Regions from separate parts of the Homo sapiens genome. Here all the other regions are linked to region 7. The links are chromatin loops, found by intact Hi-C in ENCODE. Cell type or tissue: HCT116. All regions are shown on one strand.

What was found. Peaks named below come from ENCODE experiments on the same cell type or tissue, not always from the same donor. Only the 100,000 strongest peaks of a DNase experiment are listed, where the experiment ranks them.
Region 1: a loop joins it to region 7, with 8 times the contacts of the local background. A loop is called at or near these places in 97 of 110 quality-filtered maps.
Region 2: a loop joins it to region 7, with 16 times the contacts of the local background. A loop is called at or near these places in 68 of 110 quality-filtered maps.
Region 3: a loop joins it to region 7, with 10 times the contacts of the local background. A loop is called at or near these places in 56 of 110 quality-filtered maps.
Region 4: a loop joins it to region 7, with 6 times the contacts of the local background. A loop is called at or near these places in 7 of 110 quality-filtered maps.
Region 5: it touches region 7 in a loop (18-fold over the local background); 63 of 110 quality-filtered maps call a loop at or near these places.
Region 6: a loop joins it to region 7, with 5 times the contacts of the local background. A loop is called at or near these places in 4 of 110 quality-filtered maps.

The regions. Positions count from the first base shown.
Region 1 is chr9:22,242,563-22,246,562 of GRCh38, reverse strand. No RefSeq gene overlaps it. Among named protein-coding and RNA genes, the nearest start is that of DMRTA1, 200 kb to the left of the region's middle. In HCT116, CTCF peaks have their summits at 1,707 (motif pointing left) and 2,248 (motif pointing right); DNase peaks (open chromatin) are centred at 1,692 and 2,234.
Region 2 is chr9:22,036,654-22,040,653 of GRCh38, reverse strand. The region is part of intron 3 of CDKN2B-AS1 (CDKN2B and CDKN2A antisense cis and trans regulatory RNA 1); the gene reads right to left. Among named protein-coding and RNA genes, the nearest start is that of CDKN2B, 29 kb to the right of the region's middle. In HCT116, a CTCF peak has its summit at 2,409 (motif pointing right); a DNase peak (open chromatin) is centred at 2,393.
Region 3 is chr9:22,118,240-22,122,239 of GRCh38, reverse strand. It overlaps CDKN2B-AS1 (CDKN2B and CDKN2A antisense cis and trans regulatory RNA 1), which reads right to left. Exons shown (of 19, transcript NR_003529.4): 17 at 3,473-3,596; 18 at 1,830-2,040; 19 at 1,527-1,736. Among named protein-coding and RNA genes, the nearest start is that of CDKN2B, 110 kb to the right of the region's middle. RefSeq lists enhancers at 3,611-4,000, 3,729-4,000. In HCT116, a CTCF peak has its summit at 2,486 (motif pointing right); a DNase peak (open chromatin) is centred at 2,460.
Region 4 is chr9:22,304,986-22,308,985 of GRCh38, reverse strand. No RefSeq gene overlaps it. Among named protein-coding and RNA genes, the nearest start is that of DMRTA1, 140 kb to the left of the region's middle. In HCT116, a CTCF peak has its summit at 1,768 (motif pointing left); a DNase peak (open chromatin) is centred at 1,765.
Region 5 is chr9:22,450,987-22,454,986 of GRCh38, reverse strand. It overlaps DMRTA1 (DMRT like family A1), which reads right to left. Exons shown (of 2, transcript NM_022160.3): 2 at 1-3,923. The coding sequence ends at 3,076. Among named protein-coding and RNA genes, the nearest start is that of DMRTA1, 6.2 kb to the right of the region's middle. In HCT116, a CTCF peak has its summit at 2,372 (motif pointing right); a DNase peak (open chromatin) is centred at 2,356; H3K27me3 peaks cover 1,014 bases.
Region 6 is chr9:22,214,781-22,218,780 of GRCh38, reverse strand. No RefSeq gene overlaps it. Among named protein-coding and RNA genes, the nearest start is that of CDKN2B, 210 kb to the right of the region's middle. In HCT116, no CTCF peak of the experiment used is centred here; a DNase peak (open chromatin) is centred at 1,710.
Region 7 is chr9:21,810,688-21,814,687 of GRCh38, reverse strand. The region is part of intron 1 of MTAP (methylthioadenosine phosphorylase); the gene reads right to left. It also overlaps the pseudogene TUBB8P1. Among named protein-coding and RNA genes, the nearest start is that of MTAP, 10 kb to the right of the region's middle. In HCT116, CTCF peaks have their summits at 648 (motif pointing left) and 1,522 (motif pointing left); DNase peaks (open chromatin) are centred at 617 and 1,528; H3K27ac peaks cover 2,924 bases.

The DNA.
Region 1 (4,000 bases), 430 kb before region 7:
TTTGTTCCAGAGGTAAAATATTGATGCTAGCTAATATAGTAATTTAATATAAATGACTGCCTTGAAAAAATTTTAAGAATAAGAGAAAATATGTATCAGATATGGCTCATGGATATCAAGCTCTGCACAGTATTATAGAGAAAAGGTCATAAAAATTTGAGAATACCAGGTGAAAGTTAAAAAAGAAACATAACTGCAGGCCTTCTCATAGCCTTTACTATGCTATTCATTGTGAACCCCCATATATAATATGCGATGTTACCTAAGCTATTTAATCATAAAATAATTTCCTTAGGGAGTTTTTTTAGGATTTGTATGCTACTGAATTTATTGGGGAAATTATTGGTCTAGCAAATGATAATACTCTTATTTTAAAATACCTACAGTTTAGCCATTGGAAAATCATCATCTGGTTTTTACCAACTAAATATAGTACCATATGAAAATGGTACAGAACCATCTATTAATTGCTATGAACACTGATGTTTGGAAAAGTTATTAAAACTGATTTATTCTGACATCCCACCCAGGGTGAAGGATAAAATGAAGATTAAGATTTAGTTTAACTTTCCCAGTTAAGGTTTGGTTCAACTTAACTATTACATGGTACTAGAGTAAAATACCCCTCTGGAAAGAAATCAACACTACTTTACAGAAATAGAGCTACCTCACTAAGCTAATTATAAAGGGAAAAACCTAAGGTAACACTGTAATAAAACATGAATTTCTATTATTGTTTTCCTTTAATTGAACTAAATACAATTAACAGTAACTCGGCATCCTGTAAGAAATTATGTCAGGAAATTAACAATGAACTTGAGCCTATGTAGAGGACACATTTCAGGTCTCCAGTAGTCTGTAATTAATGAACATCTAGTAATAGTCCATAATTAGCCAAAATCTATAGAATTCAAAAACACATGCTGGACAAAAGCATAAAGAACCAGTCAATGACACAGATCAGAATAATTCAGGGGCCAAAATTATGAAAAATTCAAATGAAAATGTGTCTTTCAAGTTGGTGCCTGTTCCTTCCATTTAATGGATGAAGAAAATGAGACCCCAAGAAGACAGGTGACCTACCAAAGTCATAAGGAAAGTCAAAAGCAGAGTCAAAACTATTATGGTTATGATTCTGCTTTTGACTTTCATGTGAACTTGGTAAGTGTAAAATTGGTTATGTTGAACCAATTGCAGTTGCTGATATTCACTGTTTTAATGTACAAAAATTATTTTTAAAACAAAAAAAGAAAAAGGAAAGAGAAGAAAAAGAAAACTTCCTCACTGCTAGTCCAGGACCTTTTTTCACAGAATGCCAGACCTTCGGCGTCTGCAACCACATTGCACTTAAAAGAAAGGAGGGTGAGGGTGGGAGGGTGAAGAAAGATTTGGGGTTTTGAGTCTCAACTACCAAATAGAGATTTCACTTAAATATTTAAAATTGTTTCTAAGTGTTGGGAAACTGAAAGAAATAAAGTATAAAACTTTTCCACTTCAAAAATAATAAGGTAACCAGTAGAGCAAATAATTCACTGGAGAATGAATGTAATTAAATAATTGATGCGAATAATGCACCAGTTTGCAATCTTTAAAAAAAAAAAAAAAAAAAACAACTTCAAATTATTTTGAGTACGATCAGAGGGTTGGTAACAGTAGTTCCTGCTTCTTTGGAGTTTCCCTGCAAGGCTTCTTGGCTCCACCTAGTGTCAAACAATCAAAAAACACACCATTAAATGGCAGAAATCAGCATAATTGTACTGCTGGTTTCTTCTTTTCCTTAGAAAAGCAAGCTACCACCTGTAGAATTATTAGCCTCTTCTGCCTAACTAGAAGCTGTGAACGCATTTAAATTTATTGTAAACTTCAAAGTTTATGGCAACCTTCTATAGTTGGACCTGTCTATACAATCGTATTCTGAAAAAATGAATTCAAAAATGAATAAATTGTATATTCAACCCAATATATAATTTTTTTATTTCATTCCATAGACCTTACTGAGCACCTCCTTTGTACCAGGCAATGTACAATGGACTAAGGACAGGAAATAAAACATAACATTATTGTGGGGAAGAGAAATAAGGAATCAAATAAAATGGAATATATTAGGTGCTTATTGACTGAAATGATTTTTAGTAATAATAGGTGTCCAAGTGAAGATTAAAGAGAAAAAGCATAGCTTGCAGAATAAACAATCTTGTGATAGCTTTTAAGCACAGAATGAGAGCCTTCGAAGAGCTGAATACGGCAGGGGGCGCTGAGAGATGGCAATAGTTCAGAGGTACGTTCTGAAGTCAGATGGGCCTAGTCCTGACTCTGCTATTTCACTTCTCTGTGATTTGGTTTTCACATTTGTTAAACTGGGATAATAATAGTATCTCTCACATTTGGTAGTTGTAAGGATAAACGAAATTAATACACAGAATGCACTTAGAACAGTGCCTGGCACATTGTGAGCTCAACATCACCGGTTGCATCTATTTTCGCTGGAGTTTAAATGCTGTGGACTGAAATGGGAGGCAGTCACCAAAGATGCATAAATTCTCAATTTGTGGACAAATGGGAACTGACACCCTTCTCTCTCCATATACATGTTCTATAGTGGAGCAAGCTCACTAATGCTTACAACCAGAAGTTTATTTACGGTGGGGAAGTCTAGAGAACCAGCTGCCTCAGAGGTAATCACTTTCATCTTTCAGCCCTAGTATGAGAAAAATTTCTGCCAGAACTTCTCTGTATACCTTAAAGTGACCAAGGACTCAGTGGTTACTTGAGGCCAAGAGTCTCAGAGTGGAGAACTCTATGGTTCTCGCAGCCTCCTCTTTGCCAGGACAGAGGGTGATTGACAGGGCAGACACAGAAGTATGACAAAAGACCACAGTTCCAGAGGAATTATCTCTTGTATCTGCCAGAGTTTACTTTCTGATGTTTCTTGCATCTTCTGATACAGTCTTGTATTCCTTCTACCAGGAAACAAAGAAAGAACCAAAAGAAGGGGAGAAAAAGAAGAGAAAAAGGAAGAAGAGAAAGAAGAGGAGGACAGAAGCTAATATATATTGAGTGCTTATGTCCTAAGCATTTTATATGTATCAATCTCCTTTAATTAACACAACAACCCTATGAGAGAGGCCTATTATTATTTACATCTTACAAATGAGAAAACTGAAATTGAGGCCCAGGGAGATTAAACAACTTACCCAAAGTCACACAGCTGGTAAGTGCAGCAGTGTATTTCTAATACTTTTTAACTACTACACTTACTGTTTTTCATGAACCTTCCATCCTCAAAGGCCCTCAGAATGATGGACCACCCAGTCAGGCTTGCCTTCCTCATTATCCTTCCCATCTGCCGCCCAGACCTCCAGCCTAAATAGCCGTTCTTTCAAACTGGCTAAATTCAGCTAGGTAATAAAAACTATACATGCACATGTATGTATGTGTGTTTGCGTTTGAGCAAATTGGCATTAAAATAAAGAAGAGTTCTAATGCAGCCAAACCACACTCATATGTACATGCACGCACACACACACACACACACCTACCTTGACACCTAATTCTCCCAGAAATATTTGACTTTTAAAAAATTGTTAGTTCAAATTGTTCCTGTGTAAAATTTCTCTAAATTTCTCATAAAGTCTCAATTTCCCTTGAGAACACCTTACTTCATTTCTGCAGCCTTATCTTCACTACCCATAGACATCCATAATTGGTTTTTCTATAAGGACTGAAGAAGGCAGACTAAGTGAGAGTAAAGTCTCAGATTTTGAAAAAATAGAATGGGTCAAAACTCAAGAGAATGATTATTTTTACACTAAGAATTTAGTGTTTGACCCTAAGAATCTCTGGATATTGCTTTTTTCAATAGACATGTATGTTTATATTGTAAGAGCATTTCAGATCCCACCAAAGGTGGGCTATAAAAATAACAAAGAAACATGGAAATAAATAATAAGGATTATGTGAAAACATAACAAGATTTACAAAAGTTATTATAATGTAATCA
Region 2 (4,000 bases), 230 kb before region 7:
TGCCTAAACTGGACTAACTCAGGAATATCAAGGAGTTCATTCCTCAGAAGATGGAATCCATACACATGAACAATCTGACCATCTCTACTGTACCTTGCACAGCTGCTTGGCTTCATAAAACTTCTCCCAGTCTGCTTCACTGACAGTCTGATGTTGGTTATGATCTCCTTCTCAACCCACCACCCACATCTCCACTATAGTCTGGTTGTTTGTGAACATCTGGATTGAACTAGAATTGAGTAGAGTAATGATGTTTTGGAGTCAAATTGATTTGTGTTCAAACACTGGCACTATAATGAAATAGCCATGACACCTTGAACTTGTCATTTAATTTCTATGAGGCTCCATTTCCTAATTTGTATATAGATGGCACTAATATCTACACCATAGAATGCTGATAAGGAATAAGCAAGATAATACATGATCACAGGCTCTTGCCTTGATCAACAGTTAGAGTGGTGTGTTAGTCGGCTAGGACTGCTGTACAAAGTGCCACAAACTGAGTGGCCTAAAAAGAGAAATTGTCTCACAGCTCTGGAAGCTAGACGTCTGAGATTAGCAGTTGGCTGGGCCATCCTCTCCCTCAAGGCTACAGGGAAGAATTTATTCAAGGTCTCTTCCGTAGCTTCTGTTAATTTTGTGACTTTTAGCAGCATAACTCCAGTCTTCAGAGAGCATTCTCCCAGTGCATGTCTCTATGGCCAAAATTCTCCTTTTTATAAGGACACCATGATTAGGAGCTTCTCCTATGTCAGTAAGATCGCATCTTAACTAATTATATTTGCAATGACCCTGTTTCCAAATAAGGTCACATTCTGAAGCACTAGGAGTTAGGACTTCAGCATAGTCATTTCGGGGGAACACAATTCAGCCCATAACAAATGGAATGAAAAAATTTTGAGGGCCTGAAGATTTGGCAAAGTTTATTTAGGAGCTGAGAGGTCAGAAAAACCGTGCAGTGTGCCATAGCTAATTGCTCAGCCACTTCTTACTATAATCTGTTTTTTTAAGAGACTATATAAATTATCCAAATAACTACTATAAGCTGCCATTCTACTTTGATTGTGGTAATCTGTATTTTCTCATTCCAAAAATGGAGAAAATAATGCTGGCCTCTACCTCCTAGAAGCTTACAGTCAAAATATTACAACAACAATGCTATCCACACAGATGTTAAAACACAGAGTAAACAGATGTTGCGCAATTAAGACACAGCTAAAACAGGGGCCGAGTATTTATATATGGAGAATTGACTCTTGTTGCCACAGGAAGGTGAAGGACAAGAGCGAAAAGAAAAATTATACTGGTTTCATAAAGACAGGACTACTGAGGGATTTGAGGTGGTCCTTGCAGGGAGAGAACATGGGAAGCTCACAGGAAATTAAACCAGTAAGTTGACATGGCTTCCCCTGACTGAGATATTAATGATTCTAGTTCCACCGAGCAACAAAGTCTAAAGATTTGGATCCCTTTTTAATGATTCTTGGCCTTAAAAAATTAGATGTCATTTTAAGTTTTTGTCATTTTGAATATTTTTAAGGTACTGTTCCCTAGAGTTATTTAGTAAAGAAATTTCTAAATCCCTAAACCCATTTTCTAAAATTCTAAACACATTAAGAATAAATATTGACAAGGAAAAAATTTCCATGTCCTAACTGGAAATTTTCTCAGATAAATGAAAGTTAGGATCTCTTCCAGAGTAAGTTCCACTCCAATATAATCAAGTCAACAATGAAATTACTATTTCTAGAATACTTACTATGCATACACTATACCAGATATTGCTTGTAGTACAAAAGGAGATAAGCAGTTGTTTTTTAACTTTAAAAATAATTGAAACAAAGGAATACATATGCATACTTTGTCTTTACCAAATAATGGATTTTTTTCTAGACATTATCTCCGTCATTAAAAATGCATCAGCATTGTTGGTCTCTATCATTAACCTATTATCCTGTGGGTTCCTTGACAGAAGAAATTACATCTTGTCCATATCCAACTTGTTTCTTAAACATTAAAAAAGAAAAAGTAAAAGGACTGAATTAGTACAAAAGAATAAAGTTTTATTATAGTGCAAGAGCTCAAAGTAATATCCATCCCAAGTATGGATATTTAGAGTTGTTCAGATATTTGTGCTATACTCTCTTAAAAGTAAAAGATTTTTAAAAGAGGCAGCTGAGCAATTAAAGTAAGATGCACTTTGTGGTTTCTTTGAGCTCATAAATCTTGAACAGATTTATCAAATCTGCGCTGGCAAAATAGTTAAGCTTGGTAGATAATTATTTTTGAATAATTAAACGAGTAAATAATTAAATAAATTAATGAATTATACTAAAGAAATTGGAGAAAAGTTGAATTTCACCTCTCTCCTCTAGGTGGCAAACTCATACCTCCTACAGTGTTTCACATTTCCTGTCTCCTAGAACTGACATATGAAAATTGCACTGAAAAAAAAATCCATAATTTTATGTCTGTTGTAGTGTAGAAGTAAGCAAATATAAAAGTATTTTCTCCCAAAAGTGCTTCCTTCAGTTTTGTATCTTTAAGCTTCTTGTCAAGAACATTGTTTATAGCAAGTCATTATGAAATATGATTGTGTAAGTACTATAAAGAAATAAAATTGTGCAAGAGGCTTTTCAAAGCACTTGTGCAAGACTGCTTTGAGTACCTTCAGATTTTCATTGCCTACTCTTAGGAAAACATTATTTTCCCTAACTTTTATTATTATTCTCTAGGATATTCATTTTCCCCTAAATATGAAAACTAAGCCCCATATATATTTTTTTCCAGATTCACTGTGACCATAACAGATAAAATTGAATAAAAGCTTAATGTGTTATCCTCTAAATGGAATATAGAACCAAATGAGGTAAATTAATCCAAATACCTTGCTTTAATTTCCATTCACACCAAAATATGAGTTCCCTGAATGAATTAAATTATGCCCCCCAATCTCCACTACCCTTTGTGGTGACATAGTCTGTATTTTCTTATACAGGAAATATGACTGGAAAATGTCTTGAAGTGTCATGAAAGCTGAAGAGGAAAGTTAAAATTAATCTAAGAGCACACCAAACAGGAACAGCAAGTATTGAAGATGCCTGCCCTGTTTCCAGAAGTAAGAGGAGATAAGTAAAAAGAACAATGACATGTTATAGCCCAAGAGCTAAAATTAAATGCATATAAACAATTCTTGTGGAAACTAGAAGCCGATGTAGATTACGCAAACCAGGTAGAGTCTTGCCAGAACATGCCAGGAGAGAGTCACCCAGCACTGAGACATGGCTAGAGATAGAAGTGAGGTTAACACTGGGAAACTACAGAGGATTCTGCACTTGGATGGCAGCTGTTAAATTCTACATTAATACTGAATAGTATGTACTTTAAACCCCATTTTTCTTCTTTATCCCACTGAAGAAGCTGAAAGTTAGTTGTTCAGATACAGGAATCCAAATGAGAATTGCTAGTTTATGTATGATTTCTCTAACACACATTTCTTGAACAACCACTTTAGGCCAGGCCCCATAATAGAACCCAGAGTAGAATCCTTGAATAACACAAATATGAATAAGGCATGCATGATCCTTGCCATCAGCGTAGTGACGAAACCAGACATGTACACAAACAATTATATGAGGGTGGTAAAGGGAGAAGGGGAGAAAGAATGCACAGAGCCAAACTGGTACATTGATGTCAGGGTGTGGAAGAGCCACCTTTCAATCCCATTCTACATCTGGATTAATGGCAACTTGTTTGACCAGAATCTAACCACAGTATTAGTTTTGGTGGATTTTGAGTTACACCTACACAGCTGGGCCTCTAATGCAGCTAAGTAATGGAAAGAGGCACAAAGTAGATATGATCATCTATAATACCTCTCCAAAGGCATTTTAGCCTTGTTTCAAGAGATTGTTCTCAAAGGTTTGCATGAAGGCAGAGGAGTTACACAAGAAAACACCACCTGTTAAATGGACAGATGACTCCTAACTTTGACATTAGA
Region 3 (4,000 bases), 310 kb before region 7:
AAGAGTAGGAAAATGATCTGAACAGACGTTTCTCAAAAGAACACATACAAATGGCCAATAAATATATGAAAAAATGCTCAACATCCCTAATCATCAGGGAGATGTGAATTGAAGCTGCAATGAGGTATCATCTCACCCCAGTTAGGATGACTATTGTCAAAGAGACAAAAAAAAAAAAATAACAAATGCTGGCAGGGATTTGGAGAAAAGGGAATTCTTATACACTGTTGGTGGGAACGTAAACTAGTACAACCACTATGGAGGACAGAATGGAGGTTCCTCAAAAAACTACGAATAGTACTATGGTATGATTGAGCAATCCCATTACTAGCAATTTATCCAAAGGAAAGAAAATCATTATATCAAAGAGACATCTACAGACCATGTTTATTGCAGTACTATTCACAATAGCCAAGTTATAGAATCAATCCAGGCATCCAAAAACAAAGGAATGGACAAAGAAAATATGGTATATATACACAATGAAATACTATTAAGCCATAAAAAGCAATAAAATCCTGGATGGATGCTCTTGGAGGACACTGTGTTAAGTGAAATAAGCCAGGAACAGAAATTTCCTACTAAACACCGCATGTTCTCACTCACATACAGAAGCTGAAAAAGTTGATTTCATAGAAGTAAAAAGTAGAACAGAGGATACTAGAAGCTAGGAAAAGTAGGGGGAAGGGAGGGATAGGGAGAGAATTGTTAAAGGATACAAAATTATAGCTACATAGAAAGAATAAGTTCTGGTGTTCTATACCCACTATAGGATGACTGGGTATGCGAATTACCCTGATCTGATCACTATACATTATATATATCAAAGCGCCACTATGTACCCTATGAATTTTGTACAGTTTTTTTTTAGTTTTAAAAGAATAAAAATTACTTTGAGCAAAGCATCAGGATCCTTAAAAGAGGATATATTTTGTGTTTCTTTTTGAGCAACCTCTACCCATCTACCCATCACCCTTGCCATTATCAATCTAATCTATCTCCAAGTTAGTTTGGTTGAGGTAAGTGGCTATTTCCTCTTTTTTTTAAAACCAGTACATTTTATGTGCATTGTTTTGATCTTTAAAACATTAGTGATTATGTGTTATGGGGTGAAAAAGTATTATAACATGAAAAGAGAGCTGTTTTTATTGTCTGAGCCCAGTTTTATTTTGTAAATTTGTATGTATATAGCATAGTTGTTAAAATCATTACTCTAAGGTTAGACTGCTTAAGTTCAAATCCCAGCCAATTACCAGCGGTGCAACTTCTTTATGCTTCTGTCTCTTCATATGTAACATGGGGATAATAGCAACCACCTTATAAGGTTGTTATGAGGATTACATGAGTTACCAGTAACACATGTAAAATGCCTAGACAGCATCTGGCACTAGGTAAGCATTACATGTTCACTATGGTGATGATAATGATGATGATGATGATGATGATGATGATAATGATGGATATAATGATGATGGAGATGATAATGATGACAACACAGGAAAATATACCAGAAAGACATATGCCAATATGTTATTACTGGATAATTTTTATTTTCTTCATTTTGTTTATCCACATGTTTACCTTTCTTGTGACTTTTTAATATTTTTGAAACAAGGTTATTTTTTTAAAAAAACCATTAGTAGAGAGATATAGGTTCCAGTCCTGGTTCTGCCACAGCTTTGATCTATATGCTTGGGCAAATCACTTTTCATCTTTCTGTATTTCAATTTCCTAACCTGTAAAAGGAGAAAAAAAAGGTAGAAGTGCTTACAATAGTGACAGTAATACCATATAATCCTGGAGCCCCTGACATTTTACAAAGCACTTACTTATGCAGTAGCTCACAAGGAAACACACATTAGTATCTCCCATGCTCTCAGCCTCATTTAAAAATCATTTAATCTGATTTGCAAAAACAGCTGACCAGTGTGCTGCAAAGCATAAATCTTGACTCTGGCCCTAGCCTCCATGTAGCAGAAAGCTGCAAAGGCCTCAATAGCTCATGCATCCCACAATGTTCAACTTGCTGTCTGTAAGATACTGGGAAGAACGAGACAAGGAAAGAATAAAATGAAGGCAATCATATTTATGAAACAACTGTAATATAGATCATTATAGTGTATACAATCGTTACAACTCATTGAATCTTCACAACAACCTAAGTGGAAGGTTTATTTCCCATATTTCAGACATAACTTTCTCATAAAGGTTTAATATCAGTGCCCAAGATCACACAGCTACTAACTTCAAACAAGGATTTATATGAAAGTCTAGCTGAACCCAAGCTCAAGTTCATGCTAAAGTTCTATGCCACCTCACTGAAATTTGACAGCCACTGGGTTTGGGATGTTGGTTATTGTTTTAACTTGACTGCTAAGCCTCAAGCCCACTGAAGAACTCTGCTAGATAAATGGTACCAAGAACCTAATGCAGTGAGGGAAAGTATTTTACTACAAACAACTAGCCTATAGATGGCGACAGCTTTCAACCCTTTTGGACCCAGACTGGCACTCATCATGAAAGCTTTAATCCAAAAATGTCACTGTATGTCAAATGCGCCCTGAAATAGCCAGACCTCCCAAGTCTATCAGGTAGTGACTGAGACAGCTATTGAGCAATGATAATTCTTCCACACCTACAGTATAATAGAGAACAAACACTTCTGAAGGATGGTCATTGTTCCATATAATAAATATTGGCAGTGAATAAGCTCATGACCCTTTTTTTCTTCCTTGTTCTTCCTCATTTCTCTTTCACCAACACACTTCTTTGCTCGCCTAACTTGATGAATTATAGCCCCAAGAGCGCATAAGAGTGAAGTCAGCATAATATACATTGCTAAAAAGTTCCGAATCAGTCAAATGGAACTTGACTGCCTCTTCAAAGGAAGTAGCATAAAAAGGAAAGAGCAATGAATTTACTGTGTTTGCCTAACTCCATTAAATTGGAATGCTTGGCCTTGAATAAGCAAAATCATAATTACATGTTAAGATATATCTGTGTTATCTTCATGTCATCTTAATGAATGCTTACTAGATGCCAGACACAGTGTACTATATATTATTGCACTTGGGCCTCACAATAATCCTACAAGACAGGCACAGTTATTACACCCATATTGAATGAGGAAACTGAGGCACAAAATTCTACATAACTTTCCTAATGTAACAGAGCAAAAACAAATGAAAAATGATAGCATAGTGATTCATACTCCAGCAGCCTGACTCCAATGCCTACCTTTTCTTAAAGCAAGATCCCGATTGCCTAAGTACAATGGTCAGATAGGCAGGTATGCACCCCTAAATAAGAACTTTCTTCTTTAATCATTTTCATGATATCTCCCCATCCATTTAACAATCCTATATTCAGCAGTTCGTGTGATGAAAATGGACAAAAGGATTACAGCATGCTACAAAGCAAAGGCCACTGTGAAATTCACATACATGTGAATTTCAGCAGCAGAGTCACTCACCTACTGGATCACAGACCATACTTGCACTGGAATTGCTCTGAGCTAACTTATGGTGAATCTACTTAAGGGATTAAGTTTTATTCTTCTTATTACTTGTACTCCAAGTCTGGACTGTGAGACATAGCTGTTAAAAAACGAAAGGTAAAGGGAAAACCATCAGCCTGTGGAACAGCTGTCACTGATTTGTTGCAGGGAAAAAAGTTCATAAACCTTTTAACTCCACAGAGGTTCTTCTCTCTCCATAAAGTTACCCTTCCCAAAGCCAAGGACTGAGAAGGAATGATGACAGGAAAACAGGTTCCTTGTTGTCTCGAGTGGCTTATTGACATCTTTGAGATTTTTCAGACTAAGTGACACCCATTTAGCTGGCTATGCCCTTCATAGCAATGATTTTCTTCAGGTACTTTCTCCCTGTTGAGAGGGAGTGGAGTGGGGTGGGGCAGGGAACATACCATAATATGAGTCTCTCTCTCTGTGTGTCTCTCTTTCTCTCTCTCTCTCTCTCTCCCCATTTTCACTTTTAGTACA
Region 4 (4,000 bases), 490 kb before region 7:
TTTGAAGGTATTCCTTGACCCTTCCCCACTACACAAGTTGGGTGAAACGCCCTTTTCTTATATGATCCATAGCACTCTCACCATCACATTTAGTTCACTTACTGTTTACTGTCTGCTGTCCCACTAGATTGGAAATCAGTTGAGAGCAAGAGTCGTGCCTACTCTCTACCACACCCCAAGGCCATCCAAGCAGCATCCAAGGAAGAGGATGTTGGCTCCCAGGTATTAAACATTTCTATCCCATGGGAAAAGCTATCCCTGCAGTAGAAAACAGTCTTTCAAATCACTTAGCTGGGGGGAAAAAAGCAAAAACCCTTTTAGCTAACCAAATCAGCCCTTTTATTCTGATTGTACAGATATATAAAACAATTTGATTAAACATAACATACCTGGGAGGTTTTCATATTATGAAACAATTCACTGGTCATATTGATTTCAAAATTCAAGGTATATTTCTCATTGTGTTTAATTAATATATTGATTATTCCCTGAAAGATTAATTCATTTTGAAAGGGTTGATGAACCCAGGTTCTGATTTCACAGGCAATAGTGAATACTCCTTTGTGTAGACACTTTGGGAGGTAGCCAGTTGCCCTCTCCTGGTAACAAACTTGAACTCATTGCATTTCATTTAATTCAAACTTCAACCCTATGACTTGGCATTTTGTGGTTTGTTTCATTACTGATTTACTAATAGCAAAATATGTCCTTGTTAATGGTTGGTGAAAAACAACCATTATTTTCCTTTAACTATTTGTTTTTAAAAGATATATTGCCTTAGTAATTTCAATGTGAATTGAGCCAAAAATGTATACTTTGAAATGCATTTTCAATTTTATTATAAAATTTAATGAGAAAATTCTATTTTATATGATACCAACTCAATTTACAAAAAGCTTTTCTGGAAAATAAGCATTCCATGAAATAATTAATACTTACAATACATTGACTGGATTTATAATTGTACCTACTTTTCAATTGTAATATAATATTTATAATAAAATACTAGTAGCCAAAGTTTGTCTCTTCTATTGACTATGTTGCTTTACATGCAGATGGGTTTGTTCTTTTTAGACATCTCCTTTTGGATCATGTTTGTAGACCTTAGAAGTATGCCACGTCATAAAATGAATAACATCAAAACTGAGGACCTCTCCCTCTGCCATTGTTTCATGCTGCATTCTACCCATCCCAATTCTCCACCATACACACGTTCAGTCAGACACACACACACAAACACACACACACAACTGGTTTCTTCATCTCTGACAGTCCACAGAATTACATCAGATAATAAGCATGTTGTTAAATGTGTAAGCATATACCTCTACTCTACTCTTGCTCTCTGGATGATTAACTGAATTCAACTGTGATCACAAATGCCTAAACTGTGATATTCCTAGCTATCTCATAAAGCAGCCTGGGCTAAGTGGAGTTGGATGACATTAGTGGATAATCATCTCTCAATGCTCTTTTCTAAGAAGAGAATATTTGGAATGGGTGTTAAGCCAGAAAGATTAATCTGGAAATGATTGCAGCAGTTACTTTTCCTTTAAGGGAGCTGGTTAAAAGGGATTCTAGCCAGAATTTTCTCAGACACTTTCAACCACACTAAAGGAGTTAACTTTGTATTCCCCAATGATTTTTCTTGAAGGAATTTATTTCCCTTAATCCATTTTCTTCATCACACCTCACCTCCCAAACTACTGCCTGTTTTGAATAAGATATTAAAAAGCTAACCAGTAGTGCCTAAGAAGTGCATGAGCTCCCTCTCGTGGGTCTTGGAAGTTACTTCTGAAACTTGAAGCTCCCACAACTGAAAGTCCAGGTGGAAGAATTTGTAATTTAGTCTTTGTCTCCAAGAGAAGGTGTGATGTCTTGGCCCATCTTCGCCAACTAACAATTCATATTTCAAGCTATGCTTATTTTCACCAGCTACTTCTCTTGACTCTTCAAATTGATAGAAGCATTATTAGTATGAAAAATAAAAGTTGTATTGAAGATTTATTTATATAGCCTCAACATTAGTAATTCGGTTGCAACAATAAATGCCTGCCATTTGCTTTACTAAATTTACATTTTATACAGTATATTTTGTGTAACACTATTTCATTTAAATTACACAATAACTCTGAAAATGTGGTATTATCATTCTCAGTTTCAGGTTTGGATTAAGCAGGAAACAAAAATAAACCTGCATCTTCTGGTACCAAATCCAAAATTCTTTCCATCCAATCCTTTCCCTTCCACATTCTCAGTCTTGCAATTCCTCCTCACAGGGTGAGATTATTTCTCACGTTTTAAAGTCTAGGATCACTGTCCTAATGTCTCATTTTTCAAAACTTTTATGCCAGATATAAGAGAGTAAAACTTTTTTTAAAGCCTGGCTTAGAAGGCAGATGTTTCTAATTTTTAAAAGTAAAACAGTTAAAACTAGTATCCCTCTCTAAAGTGAAAATATTTTTAAACAACAATTTAAGACAGTTTTGGTAAGTACGGGACTATGTTTGGGAACGTGTTTGAAAACAGTCTCCCAAAAATTGGACACTTAAGATTTTCACTCCTATACTCCTTTTTGTTTGATTATGCAGAAGCAACTACCAGATTTTCAGGAAATTAGGTTGAAATCTCCTTTATGCAAACAAGGTCATTGACTGAATCTTGATCAAATGATAAATGATACCCGTTACACACCAGGAAATGCACTGCAAGGCTTATTACAGGGAGCTAAGTGACATTTTACTTATCCCCTGACTCCCCCAGTCCAATTTATATATTCCTACAACCAGAAGCCATTATTGAATCTGAAAACCAACTCTTTCAATTGCTGAATGTGTCCTTGCATAGGTTATTTGACCTCTCTGAGACTTTGTTTCCTTGTTTGTAAAATTAAGGTAAATGTAGGACTTACCTCATAGGGTTATAGTAAGGATTGAATGACCCAATGTATGGAAAGTACTTAACAGTATCCAGTACAAATTAAGAAATCTTTTCTTTTCTATTTTGTTTTGTTTTTTTTTTTGAGATGGAGTCTCGCTCTTGTTGCCCAGGCTGGAGTGCAGTGGTACGATCTGGGCTCACTGCTACCTCTGTCTCCCGGATTCAAGGAATTCTCCTGCCTCAGCCTCCTGAGTAGCTGAAATTACAGGCACCCACCACCACACCTGGCTAATTTTCGTAGTTTTGGTAGAGATGGGTTTTCACCATGTTGGCCAGGCTGGTCTTGAACTACTGACCTCAAGTGATCTGCCTGCCTTGGCCTCCCAAAGTGCTGGGATTACAGGCATGAGCCACCGTGCCCGGCTTGTAATTCTTAATAGTAATATTAATATTATTAATCCATGAATTCTACACATGACTCAGTTTTTGCTGCTTGTGTCTCAGTCCTGATATCCAAACATCTTACCTGCTTTTTGACCTCTCTTGGTACATATCTATTTGTCCTGGTCTCCTATTCTTTGTTCTTTCTTGGTTGCCTTTTGTCATACACTGTGGCACTTAATAGTGACTTATAGTGCCTCTCTGAGCTTCCCTGCCAAGCTGACTTCCATTGCCTTAGTCACTGGCCCTGCCACCTCCTCATTGGTACAGAAGAAACTCCTAATCCTGACTCTACATAGTCAAACTTACATTGCTGCTTCAACCTTTTTGTCTTGTATGAAATCAAGACAAGGATATGGGTACCAACTCTTGAATTACGTGTCTCTTTTGATAAACAACTTTTTCCCATACTTTTCTAATATTAGCCATCCAATTTAAAAGTCAGATTAACAGAAACCCAGGAAGACACTATGTCATTTAGTCAATCATTCGCTCATTACTTATCTATTTAGACACACTGAAGACGAAAGAGCTTACTGCAACCAGAGTAAAGATTACTCCTCAACCCCAACTACTTTCTTCTTTCTTATCTCTACAACTATGACTCAAAAGAGCATAAACATGTACAGGAGTGACACATGTAGAGTATTAGAGCACTCACGGGAATATTGAAAATCTC
Region 5 (4,000 bases), 640 kb before region 7:
ATGACTTATTTATTTAACAAATACTTTCCATGTTTCTAATGAGCTACAAAATGATTCAGTCCCAATATTAAAGCAGTAATTAAAAATCCCATCAATCAGGCTCTGATTGGTATTTTCTACATGCATTTTTCAATGAGTTCCAGATGCTTTATCATACGAGGCAGCCACTACACTCTTGGACAGCTGTTAACTGTGAAAAAAGTCATTCCTTATGTTCTTCTGAATACTCTATGAAATGTTTGCCTCTTAGGCCCTCTATATGATACAGAATAAACCCAATTCATTTTTGTTATATGCTAGCTCTTAAAGCATTTACCCCCTCTTTCTTCCCACCACTAATTAGTGGCTTAGGAGTTCAGGCTTCAAGCAGCATCCATGGATATAAATATCAAGATTACAAAGAACTCATTGATGTACCAACACTGTCAAATAATACCAACATTGGTTGATTGGTTGTTTTTGTACACACAATATAGACCGTGAGCAACTTGAGGCAAAGTCTTGTATCTTAATCATTTCTTTATCTCTTGTGTCTAACACAGTGCATGGCACAAATAGATTATTAAAAATATTAAATAGGTGTTGAATGAAGAAATTATTAAGCTAATACTTGCTTTTATTTTTTTTCAGTCAGTGGAAATCTAGTGTATAGGTTGAGAACCTATATCAGACACTGTTCAAGGCCATGAATGAAAAAAACAGACATGAATCCTTCCTCAGACATTGGAGTCTGAAATTGCTGAAGTGAGCACAGTAATTCCACTGCAGATGACTCATATTACTAACCTTAGGGAGAAAAAACCCTACTGCTGAGCCCCAATTTCCTCATATACTACTGAGTTGTTAGACAAATGACCTATTTGATAAGATTAAGTCCTTAAATTATTATAAAGAGTATGGAATGTGTAAGGCATTATATAAATTAAGTTTTATGATTATAAAACTATTTTATAAATTCGAATACTGCCCAAAATGGATGTTCTCCCAAGGTCAAAAGCAATTCAGTTTCTCAGATACAAGCACATCATTATAAAACCACATACATAATGCAGTAACTCTAGGATTTTTTTTTAAACCATATCTCTATTGTATAATGTAACTTCCTTTAGAGCACAATATTTTACATTCAGTATCCTCTACAGGATCTAGCACTTTTCAGAAAAATAGCATTCAATAAGTGGATTAATGCAATAGAAACAACTGAAGAATCACCAAGGAATCTAACCTGAATACCATTTAGGAGATTCAAGAACCCAGTGAAATTGTATGCAAAACTGTGTGTCTGTACGCCATTTTGTAGAGTTCTTCAGTTTTATCAGAGTCTCAAAGAGATCTATTATATATAAGAGTTTCTTACTCAGTATATATGAATTGAATTTCAACTACTTGCTAGACATTGTACTACGGTTTAGGCTTAGAATATAAAACTTTTTTATAATAAATGAATATTGAGTACATCGAAATTTTTCAAGATCTGCTTTCTTATATTCACACCATTAAAATTAATGCATAACCTAATAAACACATTTACATCCTAAATCAGCATCAGATACTCTGAAGTAATTTAATATCACATTTGCTGGCAAAATATTCCTTGGAAATACATTCTTACTGGCTTCATGAAAAACGCCTCCATGATAATATAACCTATAGGGGTTTAATGTATGTCTACATAGACTTATATATGTGCATATAGATGCATACACACATACGTATATACATATAATTTAAAAAATCTTTAGTGAGTCATGCTGCTTAAATAGTTTAAACAATCTCTAATTCATCAACTATCTTTTACCACCAGTGGGCTTCCATTTATTCCTAATAATAACAATGAAGCTACTGTCCTTCAAAAAAGAAAAATGATGACATACAAAGAAAATGTCCTAGAAACTGTTTTGTAAGCAGTTTCCTCAGGGACTTTCCACTGACTGAAATAAATAGTTTTCAAATGCGCCAGAGGGAGGACAAAAATTATTTTTAAAATTGCAAGAATACCTCTGAAACTTCATGGCAGTTTTTCCCCTTTGGAAATCTTATATCTCTCCTCAGTGCATTAAGCATCAACTATCTGCAGTTAATAAATATTTATTTGAGCAGCTATTTTAGTTTTCTGAATAAAATTATTCTTACCTTTGAGAATGGCTGCCATATATTCTTGTCCCAAACTTTTAAGGATATTTCCCCAGATACAGACATAAGCACACTTAAAGACTGCAACTCTCATCCACAGTAGATGTGCACTTTACAGTATGGAAATTTTAATGTAGTATAATCCAAAATGACTATTTGAAAAAAAAATGGTTATTCTCCGGAATCAATGTTTCTAATTCATATACTCTACAGAGCTCAGTTGCAATTGGCGATAGTGGCCAGGAGATGGCGCAGTCTTATTTCCTAAAATTTACTTCATAGACACAGTGTCAACTTTAAAGAGAAATGTTTTTTAATGGCACTTGTTTTCACTCATGGAAGCTAAGATTGAAAAATAAAATACTCAGGAAATATAAATTCAAAATGCTCAAATGTTTTATTTATTACGAATCACCCATCTGCAAATCAAATGCTTTAAAAATACTTTGAATAACTTTTTTCTTTCCTATGAACCAGGAATAGAAGAAACAGTTTTGAAATGGTAATTATTTAGAATTGCCTTAATTGTTCAGTTCTTCCTTTCGGTTTATATTCTATTCTATTATGCTGTATTGCTTTACACTTACAAATGTATTTTATCACTAAAAATTCCACTTTTCAATAAAATAAAAACTAGTTTTAAAATAAAAATGTTTACAAATGATAATTTAGGGAGAAAATTCATTAAATATTTCCTGAAATAGCTTTATTCAAGGCACATATAATGTTCAGATTTACTTCTTTCACTTGATAAATCCTAATGAAGAGTTTTCAGATCTAAGACCTATTATATTGCTTGAAAAAAAAAAAACCCAGCATTTTAAGACCTCATAATCCACTCACATACTTACTGAAGTATATTAATGGATGTGTGTGTATGTGTGTGCACGTGCATGTATTGTATGCTGGAAAAACTCCAGAAAGAGAGAATGGGCATATACATTACGGATTGTCCTGATTTGGTCTGAAGTACAGTCTGCCACAAGTTATTGAGTCTTTACTGGAAAGGTAGGAAGAATCTCTAATCATCCCTGAAAAGGCATAATCCAAAGCTGGCCGAAAAGGTAAGGTTGGTACTAACCCAGGTGTTAGGTAGGGTGACATAAAACCAGATAACCCTCTTCCTGCAGAAGAATATGCCAGCCTTAATGGACTGATACCTACTCTAGGATTTACGCCGTAGAGACTTGAATCACCTCCATAAGAAGCAGAAGTAGTTTGAAGAGGAGAGAAAGCTGATTTATTACCTAGAGTTCCAAAACCAATTCCAGCAAGACTAAAACTTGAAGCTCTCTGAAAGGCTGTGTTTTCCAGTTCTTCTGAGTTTGCTAGGTTCCTGTTGTCTGGCTTGTGTTCTTTGCCATTTAAAACCTGTTCAATGGCTTGGACCACATCCCCTTTGCAGAACCGTAGAATGCCTTCTAGCCGGCTGCGCCTGTAATTTGGGAAAATCTTAGTAAGGATATCAAGAGGATCTCTTGGTCTTGAGGACACTGTCGGAAGGCTTGCCTTGGTCGCAGTCAAGTCTTTGACCCATTCACTTTCATTTCCTGATTCCAGATCAGAGGATGATAAGGACCTGGGACTCTCTTCACCTCCTGATTGCTCTCCAGGATGAGGAGACAGGATACTATCAGGCTTGTTGGAGTATTCTGAAATAGATGACCCGATACTTTGTTTCCCAATGACACCATTAGACCTAGAAGATGATCCTAGGTAAAGCTGATGGGATTTGGAGATCAGTTCTTCTTGTCCATTCTGGCATGACTCACATTTACTCTCTTTTTGTTCTGGAGAAGAGGGGGAAAAAAAAATCAAATACAGGGAAGACTTCCCAGAATGTGGTACTGCTCACTCAAAAATAATG
Region 6 (4,000 bases), 400 kb before region 7:
GAGCCAGAGAAATTTTCCAGTCTTATGGATTAATCAACTTATTCATTCATTTATCCATTCTTTCATTCTTTTTATTTTATTTTTTATTTTTATGGGTACACAGTAGGTGTATATATTTATGGAACATGAGATGTTTTCATACAGGCATACAATGCATAATAATCACATCATGGAAGATGGGGTATTCATCCCCTCAAGCATTTTTGCTTTGTGTTACAAAAAATTCAACTATGCTCATTTAGTTATTTTTAAACGTAGCATTAAATTATTATTGACTATAGTCACCCTGTTGTGCTATCAAATACTAGATCTTATTCATTTATTCTAACTATTTCTTGGTACCAGTTAACCACCCCCACTTCTCCCTCAACCCCCCACTACCTTTCGCATCCTCTGGTAATGACCTGTCTACTCTCTTACTCTCTATCTCCATGGGTTCAATTGTTTTGATTTTTCGATCCCACAAGTAAGTGGAAACGTGATGTTTGTCTTTCTGTACCTGGCTTATTTCACTTAACATAATGACATCCAATTACATCCATGTGGTTGCAAATGACTGAATCTTGTTCTTTTTATGGCTGAATTGTATTTCATTGTGTATAAGTACCACATTTTCTTTACCATTCATCTGTTGAAGGACATGCAGTTTGCTTCCACATCATAGCTGTTGTAAACAGAGCTGCAACAGCTAATTTCCTTTCTTTGGGGTATATACCCTGCAGTGGGATGGCTGGCTCATATGGTAGCTCTATTTTTAGGTTTTCTGACAAACCTCCAAACTGTTCTCCGTAGTGCTTGTATTAATTTATTAATTTACATTACCACCAACAGTGTACGAGGGTTCTCTTTTGCTTGTGGCTGAGTTGACACTCGAACTACAAGACCCAGTCCTTCTCACTCTTCCCTCCCCTTTCCAAAGGCAGAGGAGCCTCACCCAGTGGATATCACTACCTCAGACCCCTGGGGACTGCTACTAGACTACCTCTGATGTTCCCTTAAGGCTTAAAGGCTCTTCAGTCAGCTTGTAGTGAATATTACCTGGCTAGGACTCACCCTTCAGGGGAGTGAGCTCCTCTCTGGCAATGGGAAGTACCAGAAATGTCATCCACAAGTCAAGTCCTGCAACTGGGGTCCCTAAGAGCCCACTTGGTACTCTATTCCATTGTGGCTGAGCTGATACTTAAAGTGAAAAGCAAAGTTTCCTTTACTTTTCTGTTCACTTTTCTCAAGCAGGAGTCTCACCCTAATCAGCTACAACAATTGGAAATGTGCCGAGTCTCTCCTAAGTCCAGCCAGTCTCAGCATCTCACCTAAGACCTTTGATGTAGTACCTGGATATCCCTGTTGGTTATTCACAGCTCAGGGTCCCTTCAGGCAGCAAGTGATGAATCCTTCCAGGAATGAGTCCTTCTCTTCAAGGCAATGAATTCCCTTCTTGCCTAGGGTGTGTCCAGAAATGTCCAGGAGCTAGGGCCTGAAATGAGGGTCTCACAACTCTGACCGGTGCTCTATTCTGCTGTGGCTGAGCTGGTATCCAAGATGCAAGACAAAGTCTTCCCCACTATTCCATCTCCTCTCCTCAAGCAGAAGGAAGGAGTCTCTTTTACAGCCAGGATTTTTGCAGCCTGGGCTTCGGGGATGGGTGAGGCCAGCACTCCCTTAGCTGCCCCAGCTGGTGTCGCAGTAGGTCGCATGCAACCACAGTCTACTGTCTCTTGGTCCAGTTCAGCCTATGACTCACCTTGGTGTTGCAGTCCTTGAGGCCTAAATTGCGTTTCAAATTTATTTGAAGCCCCAAAGCACTTTTGCCCACAGTGGTGAGGCTTGTAGGAACTCAAGTTCCAACCGCTGGGATCAGCAATTCCCCTCTGGCTCCGGCTGGTTTAAATGCTGTCTTTGCGGGAGGGTGCCAGCTGAGTTTGGTCCGGCTCTGCTTTCAGCTATAACAAGGGCAGCACTGAGTTCAATGCCTCACAGTTGCTGGCTCTCCCTCTCCCCAGGGTGCAGAAAAGCTCTCTGCACCACATTGCCACTGCCAAGGAAGGGGGGAGGGATGGCATAGGCAATTCAAGTCTGTTTTTTCTACTTCTTCGGTGCCTCTTTCAGCGATATGAATTTAAAACCAGGTACTATGAGTGCTCACCTGATTTTTGGTTCTCATGAAAGTGTTTTGTTGTGTGTGGATATTTGTTAAATTGGTGTCCTTGCGGAGGTAGGTTGGGGGATGATCGGTGGGGCCTTCTATTTCTTCACCTTGCTCCAACCCCCTTTCATTCTTTTATTAAAAGTATTAAGTGCTCAGCAGGTAAGATGTAAGCATTAATCTAGGCACTATAGAAACAGTTATAAACAATATGAAGTACTTCCCACACTACTACCACTCCATCTCATGGAGTTTACGTTCTAATAAAGAAGAAAGATAAGTAGATAGACAAATTAATGTGTTAGTAGAGTTCGGTTTTATGAAGAAAATAACAGCACGGCTAGAAAGTGAGTGAGGTGATACTATAGAAAATGTGGCCAGCTGTGGTCTTTCTAAGAAGGCAAGACTTTAACAAAGACTTGGAAGACATAAAGGAATAAGCCACAAAATATCTCAGAGAAGGGTGTTCTGGCTACAAGGAGTGACAAATGCAAAGGTCCTGAAACAAGAACATGAAGGATGTGTTAGATTTTTTTAAAAGGACAATATTTTATGATTTGAGTAATATTTTACCTATAGAATCTTAAATTTTTAACACAGGATTGATGCACTACACACCAGAATATACTAACAGAGCACCTGCTCTGCCAATGCCAGGCTGATTGCTCTGGAGACACAGACTGTTTCAAGAAACTGAGTGAGTAGGCTCTGGAAATTGGAAGTGATCTTAGTATTTAAGTTCAGTCACTCAACTACAATCTCTGAAACTGGGGGAAATATGTTCTGTCTGCATCACGTAATCAAAGTTTAATTTTTTTAAGGAACAATAGGAATGTCACTTGCAAAACAGAAATGGAGGTTTATCTTTCAGAGACTAAAATATTTAAGTAGTCATAAATCAACTGCTTATTTCTCTACTTAGTGATTTACTGCCTTATCAAAGGCATCTCCTTGTTAGCTTTTTATGAGGATTATCGTCTAAAGCCAGCTTCCAAAATTAGAGGCTAATAAATGATTAGTTACATGTCTAGATGTGCCACAGCTGATGTAGGAGTAATAAAAAATCCTCCCCCATTCCCCCATAATTCAGCGGGTGATTAGTCTGTGTCCACTGGCACAATCTTGTAAAGTTCTGGAAATCATTCTGTTAATACGTTCAATACAGACAGCTTGGGGAAAAGCCTCTTCAAAGTGGCTTTTAAGAAATTTAGTAATCTAATTTGGCTGTTAATACTAATCATATTTTGAAGTCTCAAACGTCTGCCTCCTTCTGTCATCTGTTTGTAGACAGAGGCAGATATTGAGGTTTTGATATTTATTTATAATTTTGAAAATCATGGTTTTCTCTAGTGTGCCGTTAGATTTCACCCATCTGGATTCAGATTCCACTAATTTTGGAAGTCCACATAATGCTGACAGTATCATTAAAAAAAGTGATGTCTTTAAGGTAAATCTTTTTTTCTGGAAAATTTTTAAGTACTTTATGCAAAACTATTAGCAAGGGGTGGAGATATTTTATATTGCATTACAGAGCAAAAATGTTTATGTACCTCAGAATTATCCTTTCCAGCCCACTTTAGACATGTTGGTATGTCCTGTGTTGGAAGACATTTAGAAAATAAGTAGGTTAGAGAGACAGACAGACAGACAGACAGACAGACAGAAACTGTTGAACACTCATAGCATGAATACTATAGATCACTAGGACCTCAGGCCTCTTTCTCAAGTTTGCAAGTCTAGAAATTTCATATGTTCAATTTTCTCAGGCTTGATCAGCTTCCTGGAACCTGACTCATTCTAACAATCTCACACAAGAATATTTACAGAAAGTTTACATTTGCAGCCACTTAAAAAATT
Region 7 (4,000 bases):
ATTGCATTTTTCAGAGATTATCTTGAAAGTCCTTGTCTGAGTTAAAGAAACCTAGCACTATCCTCTGAGAGTTGATCTAATTTGATGATTAAGAAAGACAAACAAGAACAATTACAAAAATAAATAAAAATTAACTAAACTGTTAAAACTAAAAATAAGTAACAAATCATTAGGGAAATTTCCTTGGGCTGGTACCTCCTAGAGAGTAAACAGTGCCAGGCTAACTTTATTAGAAACCTAATTAATGCGAAGTGACCTGAGCATTGTTGTTTTTCAATGAAAAGCTTTAAATCTATTGTCACAAGGGTAACTAAATAAAATAAAGTAGGCCTCAAGAAAAAAATTCCAGGATTAAGAATTCAGTGAACATCTGCATTAAATAATTTTCAGGTCAGGTTACACAAGTTGAGTCCTATCAACACGTAAAAAAATGGTTACCTTTCTGGCTCAGTTTCCTGAAAAAAACAAAACACACACACAAAAAAAGCAACAACAACAAAAAACAAACAAGAAAATAAGGACAATTTAGTGAGGTTTTTACTGAAGAACTCTGCCTGTTTCCCATGACATGGTTACATAATTTGTGACTGTCCACCACAATTTCCTTAAGTGGCAAAGCCAGGCTTTGATGTTGGCGCCATCTTGTGGAGGTATATTATTAAAACCACAGCAGGTTAACATACTTTTATGTCAACGAACAAAGAGTAACCAGTATTATAGCTTTCAAATCAACAGAAGTGTTCACTTAAGTCAATACATTTAAATTACGGCACTTCAATAGAAAATAACAAAAATTCATACTGTTTTAGGAAATCCCAATCCTTCCTTAGCCTGGCTTCTCCATCTTATCCTTCATTCCGTGGACCTCTGAAGCACCACAGGTCATGAGGAGGCTAAGAAACCATCCAGCCCATATCCTCACCTGGGACACAGATATGAACTGCTGACTCTGAAATTACTCTCAGCCAGCTCCCTGGGGATTCAGCTACTAGCTTTTTAACTTATCACCACTTTGGCCTGGCTGTTTCTGGGTGTTCCCTGAGCCAGGGCATCTCAGATTCTGGATTCAACACTGGATGCTCGGGATCAAATACACAAATCGAGTTGGGCTTTGTTTGGAGCCACCCTCTGAGTTTAGGTGAACTTGCCCAGCATTGTAGCAGTTGTTGAGAAATGCTAACCAGGTGTCCCGCTGAATTTCAGAGCCCCTGAGCTCACTCTCAGCAACCCCAAGCTTCAGTCTGCACCACCTGGCTGCATAATGACTCTGCACCAGGTAGCTGGCAACTCAGCCCTCAGCAAGGAACATGTAGTAGCCCTGGACATGAAAGCAAGAGTGGCTACTGCTCTGGAATGATCTGCAGGCAAGCCCATCCAGTCACTTTACTAGGTCCAGTTGTTTACGGAAACCTACATTGTGCGAGGGATACAGGGACAAGTGTAGCAACTGAGTCCCGCCATCCCAGGAAACTGGACCTCTAAGATGGAGGCCAGCAGGGCCAAGATGTGGCCAATGTCGCCACCTGCTGGCTCCACAGCAAAGTACAACTGGGATGAAGTACCCAAGCACTGATGGCCCAATTCTATCCACATTCCTTTGAGTCTCTAAGTTTGTGTCAACTCAGTACTGCCTTAGTTATAAAGTAACTGTGTCTGTGGACTTACATGTTAAAGGCACTGTGCTAAGTGCTTCAGTGGCCTTACCTTATTTCATCATCAGGACCATAAGATGGGCCCTATAGAATGTTACCCGTTTTACAAACGAAGAAAGAGAAGCACAAAAATTAAAAACCTCGTCCAGGGGCCAATCATAAGGAGCAAAGCTGGGATACAAATCTAGGTCTTTCAGGCTTAACCACTATGATGTGCCCTCTCCCAATATCCCCTGGAGTCCTCCATAACATTATACCTTATTAGAAAAGTTATTTGTCTCCATGTTATGAGACAACATGCTCAGAGAGGTCAAGTTCATGACGAAGGTCACAGAACAAGCACAGAAACAGTGACTCCAGGTATCTGAGTGAATCATCTCAGAGGGGAGGAAAACTCTTTCTTAATGACCTCATCCACCCTCAGGAAACAATGACAAGACCTTGCCAGGCCTCCTGGGCAGGAAGCGTCAGTCCTCAGTCCAGTTAATTCTAGACTGTGTAGGAAATGTGTTCAAGACCTGAGATGGAATTTCTGCCCAGCCAGGACTTCTTTATTACACAAGATAGAGTTCTGAAATAGGGAGTCAATCAAGGTCCTTGACAGATTTTAAAAGCTAGTGGCTCATGCCACACTTTTCCACGGACTGACCATCAAACCAAACTTCTCAAAACTAGACCTTCTGCAATGATAATAAATAAAGCTCTCTATGACATCTGCCTCAGAACCCTAAAGCTGCCCACACCTACCTACAGTGACTTGAACCACCTGGTGTCTGCAGCCATGAGTGGGGTCACCATCTGTCTGCATTTCCCTGGCCAACTCAATGCTGACTTGCAGAAGCTGGCCGCAAACATGGTCCTGTTCCCCCACCTGCACTTCATGTATGGCTTCCCCCTGCTGACCAGCTGGGACAACCAGCAGTACTGGGCCCTCATGGTGCGTGAGCCCACTTGGCAGTTCTTTGATGCCAAGAATATGATGGCTGCCTGCAACCTCTGCCATGGTTGCTACGTAATGGTAGCTGCCATGTTCAGGGGCCACATGTCCATGAAGGAGGTGGACATGCACATGCTTAATGCCCAAAATATGAACAGCAGCTACTTTGTTGGTTGGATCCCCCAAGATATAAAAACAGCTGTGTGTGACTTCCCACCCTCAGGGCTAAAGATGTCCGGCCACCTTCACTGGCAACAACACTGCTATCTAGGATCTGATCAAGGGCATCTCAGAGCAGTTCACAGGTATACTTCGGTGCAAAGCTTTCCTGTACTGGTACACGGGCGAGGGCATGGATGAGATGGAATTCACCGAGGCTGAAAGCAACATGAACGACCTGGTGTCTGAGTACCAGCAGTAGCAGGAGGCCACGGCTGAGGAGGAAGAGTTTGAGTGAGCCAAGGAGGAGGTAGGTGGCCTAGAGCCTTCTGTTACTGTGTAAAGGGTGGAAGTGGTGTGAACCCTTTATTCACGCACAATCTGTTCTATGACAGCCATGTCTTAGTGTATGTGCGCTTGCTGTTGTGTCTTGACATCACATGTTCTAAAGACACCCCAAAGAAAGCATTTTCACAGTGAAAAAAAAAATTTTTTTGTTCAAGAGCAAATCAATCCAAGGGTCTGACTTCTCTGAGACTGTGAAAGCATTTATCCAAATACCAGTTCACCTGGTCAGAACAGTTACTTCTAGCAATGTGGAAAGGGTGCATAGTAACCCCTACTCTGTCTATTTCTTCTAGTACCTGGCTACAGGAGATTTTACCAACCCTTCTTTGTCCCAGAAACCATTCACCATCACTTTGAGGCCTGGGCACACTGCCGTAAGGAACCCAGCACTCTATAATGGCATTTTCAAAATACCATCACCCCAAGCGGTTGAGACTAGCTCATGCCAGGGAGATGGGCTGCCTCTGAGTGCCTCAAGCTCACGATAAGGTAAGCGAGCCAGAGCTGGAGCTGGCACAGCCCGATCTGAGCACTGCAGTCCTTTAGCTCTGGTTGCCATAACAATTTTGGCAAGCACAGCAGACGGAGGCCCTCATTATTAGGCTGACATGGCTTTGAGGCCTGTCAGGGCCTTGCAAAATCCTGGAAGCCTAGCTGTATGAGAGGGAGCAACCAACTGTCTCAGGCTGTGAGGACTGTTAAAAACCTGCAATAGGGTCCACAGGGATAGCTGGGGTCTCCATCTCTGACAAGACACCCCCTCTGTAGGCCACCCTTGTAGGTAATGGTTATGGATGGAATTGTATCTCCCCTAAGTTCATAGGTTGAAGTTCCAACTCTCAGTACCTCAGAATGTGACTGTATTTGCCGTTTTTAAAGAGGTAATTCAGATCAAATGAGGTCA